Regions from separate parts of the Homo sapiens genome. Here region 2 is linked to region 1. A link is an interaction called in ENCODE POLR2A ChIA-PET data of the cell type or tissue named here. Cell type or tissue: Panc1. All regions are shown on one strand. Links, peaks and the distances in the headings refer to the core of each region. The heading gives the core; the rest is flanking DNA.

Evidence for each region. Peaks named below come from ENCODE experiments on the same cell type or tissue, not always from the same donor. Only the 100,000 strongest peaks of a DNase experiment are listed, where the experiment ranks them.
Region 2: POLR2A ChIA-PET joins it to region 1 with 7 read pairs; 2 of 35 experiments call an interaction of 5 or more read pairs at or near these places.

Annotation. Positions count from the first base shown.
Region 1 is chr14:54,666,550-54,671,924 of GRCh38, reverse strand. The region is part of intron 2 of SAMD4A (sterile alpha motif domain containing 4A); the gene reads right to left. It overlaps LOC112268133 (a long non-coding RNA gene), which reads right to left. Exons shown (of 2, transcript XR_002957606.2): 2 at 3,271-5,375. Among named protein-coding and RNA genes, the nearest start is that of SAMD4A-AS1, 19 kb to the left of the region's middle. In Panc1, for the core only: no CTCF peak of the experiment used is centred there; no DNase peak of the experiment used is centred there; H3K27ac peaks cover 462 bases.
Region 2 is chr14:54,882,353-54,887,727 of GRCh38, reverse strand. The region is part of intron 1 of GCH1 (GTP cyclohydrolase 1); the gene reads left to right. It also overlaps the pseudogene FDPSP3. Among named protein-coding and RNA genes, the nearest start is that of MIR4308, 6.8 kb to the right of the region's middle. In Panc1, for the core only: no CTCF peak of the experiment used is centred there; no DNase peak of the experiment used is centred there.

The DNA.
Region 1 (5,375 bases), core at 271-5,270:
CTGCCCCCACCCCAATGCCTCTGCAGCACCACCCCTTCTCTTGCCCCAAAGTTCAGCTTCCTGCTAGGGCCCTGTCGCACCTCTTCCCTGAGGTGTCAATTCAGGCCTATGCGTTGAGCCCTGATAATCCAAGCTTTGATTTCATGCCTGCTGGCAGCTGGTTCATTGCCACATTCACTGGCACTGAGATGTAGAAACCTACTCTGAGACAGGTTCAGATTCAGGCTTCACACACACCCACTACAGAATTCTGGAAGACTGAGTTCGTTCCACGTGTTCAGTAAAGTCCAAGATTCTAGGCCTGACACTTGTCCCAAGCTGCCCTCTGCACCTCTCACCTTCTCTAACCCTGTGCCTCACTCAGCCCAGCCTCTGCCTTGGCTGTGCTTCCTCCTGGACAAACACTGCCCACCTCTCCTTGAAGGCCAAATCTATACCTGTCCTTTGACAAACTCATTTAACAATCACTCCCATTGCACTCACTAGGTGCTGTTCTAAGCACTTTCCATATCTCACTTAATCCTTACAACACCCCTAGGTACTATTATTATCCAGATTTCAAAGATGAGGAAGCAGAAGCATGGAGATGGGACCTAGCTTGCACAAGAAGCCACAACAAATAAGTAGTAAAGCCAAGGTTCAAACCCCAGAATCTGTGTCCCTAACAGTGATGCTGCTGGGCTGGGCTGCCTCTTCCATAAAACTCCCATGTCCCAACTCCAGCTAAAATTACTTTTTCCTTCCAAGTTCCAGAGCCCTTCAGTGATCTTTCTCTTACGATCTAACCATTTTCTGCCTCACTTTCGCCACACTTATCTTTCATTTTTCATCTTTCCTGGCAGATGGTAAGCTTCTTGAAGACAGAATCCATGTCTGATTCAACTTGGGTCCCCTCAGCCACGCCTGAGCTCTGCACATCCTCGGTGGGTGCCTGTCAATATTTATCGGTGGAAGGAGGGGAAAAAGAATTCACTCAGCTAAGGGATCTCCTGCTGGAATGAGGAACACTTCCTTCTTTGTGTTCATCTCTATGTGGCTGCAATGTTTATATTTACTTTTGTTGTTTTAGGAGCAATTTTAGCTGCTATTGGTAAGGAATGCAGGTAGTCTTGAAGGTCAAAGCTATGTCTTATGAGCATGGGAGGCAACAGCAGTTAAGTTCTCCTCTGTTCCCTCCACATACAAGAGCTACTTGTAGAGGTGGTAACAATGATATGAAGACAACAATTGCAGCAATAACAACAGCTACCATCAATCACATACCACGTGCTAGGCACTTTATATCCTATATTTGTAATTCTTTCAATAAGCCTACAAGCCAGGCTTTATTATCCTTATTTTACAGATGGGAATTGTGATTCAGAAAAGTTAAGTCATTTGGCCGAGGTCAAAAGCTGGTAAAACATAATGCTGAGGCTTGAACCCAGTTCTGCCTCCCCCAGGCTTCGTCTGGCTCCGTCCTCTACACAGCAATGCCTTTCTTAGCCCTGAAGGAGCTTCGCTTTCTGTAAGAGTTAAGAAAGGCAAGTCACCTGGGCCCATTCATTCTTGGCTTCCTGGATTTCGTGGTTTTGGTCTTTTATGTGAAAAGCTACCCTTACACATGCACATTTCTTCCAAGAAACCAGATGAACGGTAACCTACTTTCACAAAGCTCAGAGAGTCCTTAATGCCTAGGAACAGACTGGACGGCGATCACAAAAATGTACTAAGAGATTTACAAGAGGGTGGTGCAGATGGGGGCGGGGAATGAGGGATGGGGCCAGACAGACTTGCTTGGGGTCAGACAGGCAGAGCGAGAACTAAATGTTCTGTTCGGAAGAAAGGATACATCACTCTTCATTAATCTATAAAGTTGTCTTAGTTGGGCCACAACAAACACTCAGTGCGTTCACAACGTGGCCACAAAAACATTTCACTGGTCTGGGTGTGAACGTTTTTTCTTTACACAGGAAAAGCAGTGCTTTTCACCCCAGGGGGCTGGGGGGGCAGAAGGGAATCCCTCAAAACGCAGCATACACTTAAACATGATTCAGCTCTGATTCATAGAATCTGGAATATTATTCGATTCACTCCGGGATTCTTGGTGCAAAGCGTTCCCTGCATGCTGGCAACGTCATCTTTCCATGCTACTAAGCGACAGACAACTTTCTTTAACATGCTCTGAAGCTCACAATATGTTTAAGACAGACTTTTCTGTGTGTGAGAGAAAAGAGGTGCTAATTATAGGCAGGAACAGCAATACCTAGTGGGGGCCTAGTTAAAAACCAACACCAACAGTGGACTAAAGAAAGGAGTGCTAGCCGGGCGTAGTGGTGCACGCCTGTGGTCCTAGCTACTTGGGAGGCTGAGGCAGGAGGACTGCTTGAGCCTAGGAGTTCAGGGCTGCAGTGAGCGATGATCGCACCACTGCACTCCAGCCAGCCTGGGCAACAGAGTGCGATCCTGTCTCTCTCTAAAAAAAAAAAAAAAAAAAAAAGAAAGAAGCGTTGCTTCTAAAAATAAAGCTCTCCTTAAATATTCTTTATCAGCTTGTTTCAGCCAAACTTGACACATTCGGTACACATTTCAACCCTGTGACTTTTTTCTTTCCTGAGCATTCCGTGGAAAGCAGGTGCTCAGGGAGAGCCTCCAAGGAGGACAGCAGCAGCTTCCCCTTCTCTAACGGGCTCCAGGCTGGGGCATGTGAACCACTGAACAGTACCTTAGCTGTGTCTCCTCTAATGAGTAGGATGTAAGGGAGAAAATGTGGGTCAAGGGTTCAGAGAGCTTCATGATGATCCAAGCTGTAGCTACTGACTCCACAGCCCTGTGGCTGCGCCTCCTTCTCCCACGAATGGCTTAATGGTGGTATTTCTCCTCAATTTAAATTAAAGGAAGATAAAGCATGGTAGCCTAACCTAAATGTCCTCTGCTCTATGGCCTCGGGCACTGATTGGAGGTTCAGCCTTCTTTGTGAACATTTCAGAGTTCCCTGTCTGTCATTCCTTCTTGACCCTGCAGAGTGATATGGTGGAGAGAGAAGAACATGGACTCAGGAGTCAGACTCCCTGGCTTCACACCCAACTGTGTCACTCACCAGCTTTGTGACTTTAGGCAAGTTACTTAACCTCTCTTGCCTCGGTCTCCTCACCTGTAAAATAGAGATGATGAGAATAGTATCTATGTCATAAGGATGTTATAGGAAGAAAACCAGAAGGGGGATTAAATTAAAACAGTAAGTGCCACATAGGTGTTAACTAGCATTTTTTTTCCTTCCTATCTTCTTTCTTTTCCTTGGTTTCTACAAATGTTTATTGAATATCCACTAGCTAATACAAATAAATACAGACAGGATGTAGTCTTTGCCCAAGTAAGGACAGAGATAGAAAGCTACAGTAGAAAAAATCACCAGTCTGGCATTTGGGGAAACTGGACGCTGGTCCCAATACTGTCATTAACCCCTCTGTGGCTTTCTCACCTGTAAACTCCAAGATCCTTTTAGGGGATCTTGACAAATAGAAAATAAGTTCACTGCCAGGCCTCACATATCATGCCATCTGAGCGATTCTATGATAAGTACCCCCTAAACTCCAAGGGGAGAGAAATGGCTTCGAGTTGGGCCAGTCCTAGAAGGCATCAGAGACCCAGAATTTGTGCTCGGCCCTCGAGGATGGCTTGGAGATTGGGAGATGGAGGTGAAGAGAGGCTGTTTCAAGTAGAGGAAAGGTACTGTGCAAAGGCACAAGTTGTATGTAGGAACTAGGCCACAGAACATGGGGCTGTATCTGAGAACTGGTTTTGGGAAAGCAGGAGGGACAAAAACTCACAAGGTCAACTTGTAGAGGGCTGGTGTGTTATAAAACAATGGGCAGTTTTTGAGGCGGAAATCCGATCAGAACGGCAGTGTGTGGAGATGCATCTGGTGGCAGCCTGCGGGAGGGCCGGGGTGGAGAGAACAGCTGGAAGACAACTGTGCCAGGAAGGCATGAGAAACAGAGGGTGAGGCCCTCAGGGCTCCCGAGGCAGGCAGGCCCACCACTGAACAGCTGTCCAGTCTGGGGCGCTCACGTAACCTCTCTTGTCCACAGTTCTCTCCATTTAAAAAGAAGACAACATAAGCAAAGGCTAAGCATGAATGCATGGTGTGTGGTAAAGACTCAGTAAGCAGGACCCAGAAAATAAAGTAAAGGGTGTGAGATAAGCTGTGATTGAAAAATTACTATCCACCTGAGTTACTGGTGAAACAAATTGCACATGACAGCAAGAGAGAGAAGGGTTCCACAGAGCCGTCCCCACAAGTCACTCGCCCTGGGTGACAGGGAGAAGGCAACAGAGAGGCTGGTGATCCCAGGTGAATAGCAGGATGTGGAAGAATGACATTTGCCTCTCCTTGGCTCTTCAATGAGATGACCCAGGGTAACTGGACACTGTGGCTGACTGTCCTGGTCACCATGTGTAACAAAGGCACAGACACAGGACAGAGCAAAGCCAATGCCTTCCCTGTACCTGGAACTTTGACCTACAAACATGGAGACCCCTAGGGAAGAAAAGAGAAGTTCCACCCTCAAACTTTCAGCTCAAAGCCACCAATCATGGATACCATCACATCTCATAAAGACACAGTAAGCATTATCATTTCCATTTTCAAGATAAGGATATTGAGCTGAGGTCACTTGCAGAGTTGGTAACAGCTGAACCCTGAGCTAACGACTTTGTCTTGCACTTGAAAACCTGTTTCTCTCCCAGCTGTCTCTTAGGGCTGTTTTCCCCTCAACCAGCCCTCACAAGCTGACCTAAAATTGCTCTGCAAAATACAAGAGCGTGAAATTAAAAATTAAATAGGTGCTTCTGCATCTATTTAAATCCCATTTATTTTTAATAGCTACTGAGGTTAGGCCTTGCACAAAAGGTGAGAAGTTGGTTTAAATCTCGATTTCTTTCTTGGTGGACTAGTAAAATATTGTCATTCTGCTCAAGTGAAGAAAAGGACCACCAAAAATGTTACACTTATTTAACTTTTCTTAAAACTAAGAGTCCATCTCCTGGGCACTTTCTTCCAGGGTCTTAAGCTCCCATGATTTGACAGTGTTTGGTTTGCTAGCTTGTGCCATTCCTCCAACATTTGGGGGTACCTATGTGTCTATAGGCTTATGGTAATCAAAGGGTTAATGCTCCCTGTCAATTGCACAAAAATTCCCATCCTAAATGGGAATCATTTGTCTTCTCAGTTAAGTGTCTCTGACAATACATGCTATTTATAAGCTGATGGCATCTGGCTCAGAATGGGAGCTAATACAATTATAATCAAAATAATAATATAAATTGGTTAGCAGGAGAATGGCCAGGATAAGCAAAAACAATTACAGTTGACTCTTGAACAAGGGTTTGAAATG
Region 2 (5,375 bases), core at 99-5,098, 220 kb before region 1:
TGAAATGTCACCCTAAAAAGCGTTTTTCTTAATGATTTACACCACCCTTAGTAAAATTAGCTATTCATTCCTTCATATCATCTAATACCTAATATATATTCACATTTCCTCAGGTGTCTCAAATGTCTTTTACTAATGATTTTTTCCAACAAGGATCCACTCAAGGTCCATACATTTGCATTTGATTATTACGTTTTAATCTGGAATAGCGCCTACCGCCCCCAACCCCTGCCACTGCTTTATCAGAGAGGTCAGTTGTCCTGTAAGATACTCTACCTTTATGATTTGTATGATTTTTGTTTGTTTGTTTTCATTTAACTTCTATATTTCTCATATTCCTGGTAACTGCAAGTCAGGTCTAAAGACCTCACTAAATTCCTGGAAAACATTTTTAGCAGGAATGCTCTGTACTTCATGCACTGTCACAACTGGGAGACACTAAGTATTTGGATCTTGAAGATTTAAAGACTTCTAATTGGTTTTTAAAAGCCCTGTTTCACTGGTTTTCTAGGATAAGCTTCTCTAGAGAAGTTCCTTTTTAAAAAATGTTTTATTAGTTTGAAGATTTAATGGGATTTTCCTTTCCCCTGAAATTCTTCCAGTTTGATTTCAAAAAGAAAAGGTCAACATAGCATTACATTTCTGAATTTTCCCTCAAATAAGCCAAATAAATAGTTGGTGAAACAGTATTTTGTGACTGATGCGCACCACTTTGGTTCTGGCAGTCTCTGGGCATTAGGCCACTCTTTCTGCTCTGCTCTCCTGGCTGACAGTTTATAATGGATTTTACTTTTCTTTTAAAAAATCAGATTTGCTGTCTTTTGCTGTCATCAGCTCTGGGCCTTGTCACCACATGGCAGACTTCAACCTACAATAACCCCTGATGCGTGTTTCCTGAAGGGGACCTCTCCCCTTCAGTCCACACTTCTAGTAGGTTGAGTTCAGCCCAAGATTAAGGCTCTGGTCTGGAGTCAGAAGATGGGTCAAAATCTAGCTCTCCCACCGGCTGGTTGGCTCTTCTTCAGCAGTCAGCTAGTGTTTCCAAATGACAGTATCTGTGTCCTCATCTGTAAAGTCGGGACAATAACTGGTGTTTTTTTTGTTTTGTTTTGTTTTTTGAGACAGTTTCACTCTGTCACCCAGGCTAGAGTGCAGTGGCGCGATCTCGGCTCACTGCAAGCTCCGCTTCCCGGGTTCACGCCATTCTCCTGCCTCAGCCCCCCGAGCAGCTGGGACTACAGGCACCCACCACCGCGCCCGGCTAATTTTTTGTATTTTTAGTAGAGACGGGGTTTCACTGTGTTAGCCAGGATGGTCTCAATCTCCTGACCTCGTGATCCACCGGCCTCGGCCTCCCAAAGTGCGGGGATTACAGGCATGAGCCACCGCGCCCGGCCTATAACTGGTTTTGACTAATGCGAGTTGTGGTAGGGCTTGAAAGAAATCACAAACTAAATGTAAAATTTAATTTGAAAAATGCTGTCCAAGCAGGAACTCACATCCAGGAACAAAATGAATGGAGACCAGAAATCCAGATATGTATGCCCAAGAAAAGCAGAATTTTATCCAGGACTTCTCCCAGGTTGTCAGGATGCTGACTGAGGATGAGATGGGGCACCCAGAGACAGGAGAGTCTATTACCTGGCTCAAAGAGGTCCTGGAGTACACTGCCACTGGAGACAAGTACCACTAGGGTTTGATGATGCTGGTAGCATTCCAGGAGCTGGCAGAGCCCAGGAAACAGGATGCTGATAGTCTCCAGCAGGTCCTGTCTGGGCTGTTGTGTGAACTGCTGTAAGCTTGCCCGTTTTTTTTTGTTGTTGTTGTTGTTTGTTTTTTGAGATGGAGCCTAGCTCTGCCGCCCAGGATGGAGTGCAGTGGCACAATCTCAGCTCATTGCAACTTCCACCTCCTGGGTTCAAGTAATTCTTGTGCCTCAGCCCCCTGAGTAGCCAGGACTACAGGCGCATTCCACCGCACCCAGCTAAGTTTTGTATTTTTGGTGGAGACGGGGTTTCGCCATGTTGGCCAGGCTGGCCTCGAACTCCTGACCTCAGGTAATCCCCCTGCCTTGGCCTCCCAAAGTGCTGGGATTACAGGTGTGAGCCACTGCACCTTGTGCTGCAAGCTTTCTTCCTGGTGGCAGATGACATCAGGGATTCATCCCTCACCTTGCTGGGGGCAGATCTGCTTGTATCAGAAGCCAGGTGTAGGTTTGGATGCCATCAATGATGCTATGCTTCTAGAAGCATCTATCTATCACCTGTTGAAGCTCTGTTGCTGAGAGCAACCCCATTACCTGAACCTGAAAAAGCACTTCCTGTGGAGTTCCTATTAGACAGAGATCAGGCAGACCCTGGACCCCATCACAGCCCCCCAGAGCAATGTGGATCTTGACTGGTTCACTGAAAAGAGGTACAAATCACTGTCAAGTATAAGACAGCTTTCTACTTCTTCTACCATCCTGAAGCTGCAGCCATGTCTATGGCAGGCGTCAGTGTGGGGAAGGAATGGGCCAATGACAGGAAGATCCTGCTGGAGTTAGGAGTTCTTTCAGATTCAGGATGATTACCTTGACCTCTTTGGGGACCCTACTGTCACCACTGGCAGAGTTTGTACTGACATCCAGGACAACAGATGACAACAAATGCAGCTGACTGGTGGTTCAGTGTCTGCAATGGGCCACACCGGAACAGCACCAGATCATGCAGAAGAATTACAGGGAGGAGGCACTATATGAGGAGCTGGATCTGCTGACCATGTTCTTGGTATGTGGAAGATGGTTACAGCCACCTTATGGGTCTCATTGAGCAGTGTGTTGCACCACTGCCCCCAGCCACCTTCCTGGGGCTAGCGTACAAAATCTCCAAGCAACTGCAAGGCAGGGAGAGGAGGCTCTCAATAAATTACTGTGTAATCTTTTTTTTTGTTGTTGTTGTTGTTGTTGTTGTTGTTTTGAGACAGAGTTTCACTCTTGTTGCCCAGGCTGGAGTGCAATGGTGTGGTCTTGGCTCACTGCAACCTCTGTCTTCTGGGTTCAAGCGATTCTCCTGCCTCAGCCTCCCAAGTAGCTGGGATTTCAGGCACCCGCCACTACGCCCGGCTAATTTTTGTATTTTTAGTAGAGATGGGGTTTCACCATGTTGGCCAGGCTGGTCTCGAACTCCTGACCTCAAATGATACGCCTGCCTTGGCCTCCCAAAGTGCTGGGATTATAGGCGTGAGCCACTGCGCCCGGCCTACTGTGTAATCTTACAAAAAAAGAAAAAAAGAAAACAATGCTCTAAAAGAGAAGGGAATTTTGTTTCTGTTCCATGCATAGACCTACACAGGCTTTTTTCCTTTTGCTGTTTCCCACTTCCATATCTTATTTTATATGGTACTTTTCTTCCTTTCCCTTTCTAGGAAACCCTCCCTCCACCTTTCCTCCTACTCGACCTTTAGGCCTGGGTAAAATTTTAATCTTCAATACAATCATATTGTTTTGTCTCAGCCCACAAGTTTTCATTTATGTGAACTATCAGTTTTACAATTTAACCTCTAGTCATTCTCCAAATATTTTTACACCTAGGCCTCTTATTTCTGCAGATCTCAAGTTGCTTGAGGTCATGGTTTGATAGATTTGTTTTCAGCTCAGAACTATGAAAACTTTATTGTATTACCCTAGACATTGATTTCTAATGAGTTGGTTGTAGGATGCAACTGGTTTCTTAAGTGGGGGATATTTTTCTAGAATGTGGGTACAACTTTCTGATGTGAGGTCCTCACAAATTTTTAAACTTTGCTCCAGCAAAAAGAACCACGTAGAGGTTCTCTACCTGGGTCCTTCCTGCCTCACCTTCTTTAGGTGGAGTTGGCTCCAGTTTCCTCCTTGTCTCTGCCTCCACCCCACCCCTGCCCCAGGCCTCATAGTGTTCCACAGGAATGACGTGGTGACTGTAGTGAGGGTTACAGTGAAGAATTGCCCACTGTTTGGCCTTGCTGAACAGCAAATTTGGGCCAGCAGTGGGTCTGTTTTCTCTCTTTTCTTTTTATTTATTTATTTTTTTGAGACAGAATCTTGCTCTGTCTCCCAGGCTGGAGTGCAGTGGCGTGATCTCGGCTCACTGCAAGCTCCACCTCCTGGGTTCACTCCATTCTCCTGCCTCAGCCTCCCGAGTAGCTGGGACTACAGGCGCCTGCCACCACGCCCAGCTAATTTTTTGTATTTTTAGTAGAGACGGACTTTGTCCGTCTTAGCCAGGATGGTCACGATTTCCTGACCTCGTGATCCACCTGCCTCGGCCTCCCAAAGTGCTGGGATTACAGGCGTGAGCCACCGCACCGGGCTTTTTTTTTTTTTTTTTTTTTTTTTTTGAGTCGGAGTCTCACTCTGTCGCCCAGGCTAGAGCGCAGCGGCGCAATCTCTGCTCATTGCAAACTCCGCTTCTCGGGTTCAAGCAATTCATCTGCCTCAGCCTACCGAATAGCTGGGATTACAGGCACGCGCCACCGTGCCCGGCTAATTTTTGGACTTTTAGTAGAGATGGGGTTTCACCATGTTGGCCAGGCTGGTCTCGAATTCCTGACCTCGTGATCCACCTGCCTCATCCTCCCAAAGTGCTGAGATTACAGGCGTGAACCACCGCGCCCGGCCAGCAGTGGGTCTGTTTTCAACCCTCATGTACCCTCAGCTCTCAAGCCTGTGTGCTCCCACCCCAGCCAGTCACCAGAATCACATAGATTTTAAAACGACTTATCCTGGGTCCATCCCTACACATAGTAAATGAGATTTTTGCTGGGTAGCTTGGGACGCTATATTTTCCAAAACTCCCTGTTGATTGGCTGTATTTGGGAACCCCTGTTGCGAAGGAAGATCCCTTATCTCTTCATCTGTCACTAATGATGGTGGCTTGCGCACTCTGATGGTACTTACTTGGATGGGATTACAGATGGTTCCATCACACCCATCTGTATGAAATCTCGTGGTATAAGTGAATGTAGGATGATAAGGGACGAGCCTATTAGAGGCTTTTGAAGCAAATGGATAGTTTAATCAGATTGGTGTGTTTTTTTTTTCTGTAGAACTGCTGTGAACTAGACCTTGTTATCACCATCTGTTTCGTAAATTCCATTTTCGGTTTAACAGCTGGATTGTGAAAGATATACAAAATTATCCAGTTAAAAAACTAAATTTGGCAAGTGTGTGTGTGTTTTTAAAAATGACTCCTTGAATACACTGTTTTGATTCCTTAGACAGTTTCTAAGGCTCTAATTTTGGTCTACCAGAAATATTCAGAGTAGTAAACTGAGACCAGAAAGGCGAGTTCTTTGGCTTGGATAACTTTGAGAGTTAATAGTATACATGATTGGCAGCCTTCAGTTTTATCCAGCAA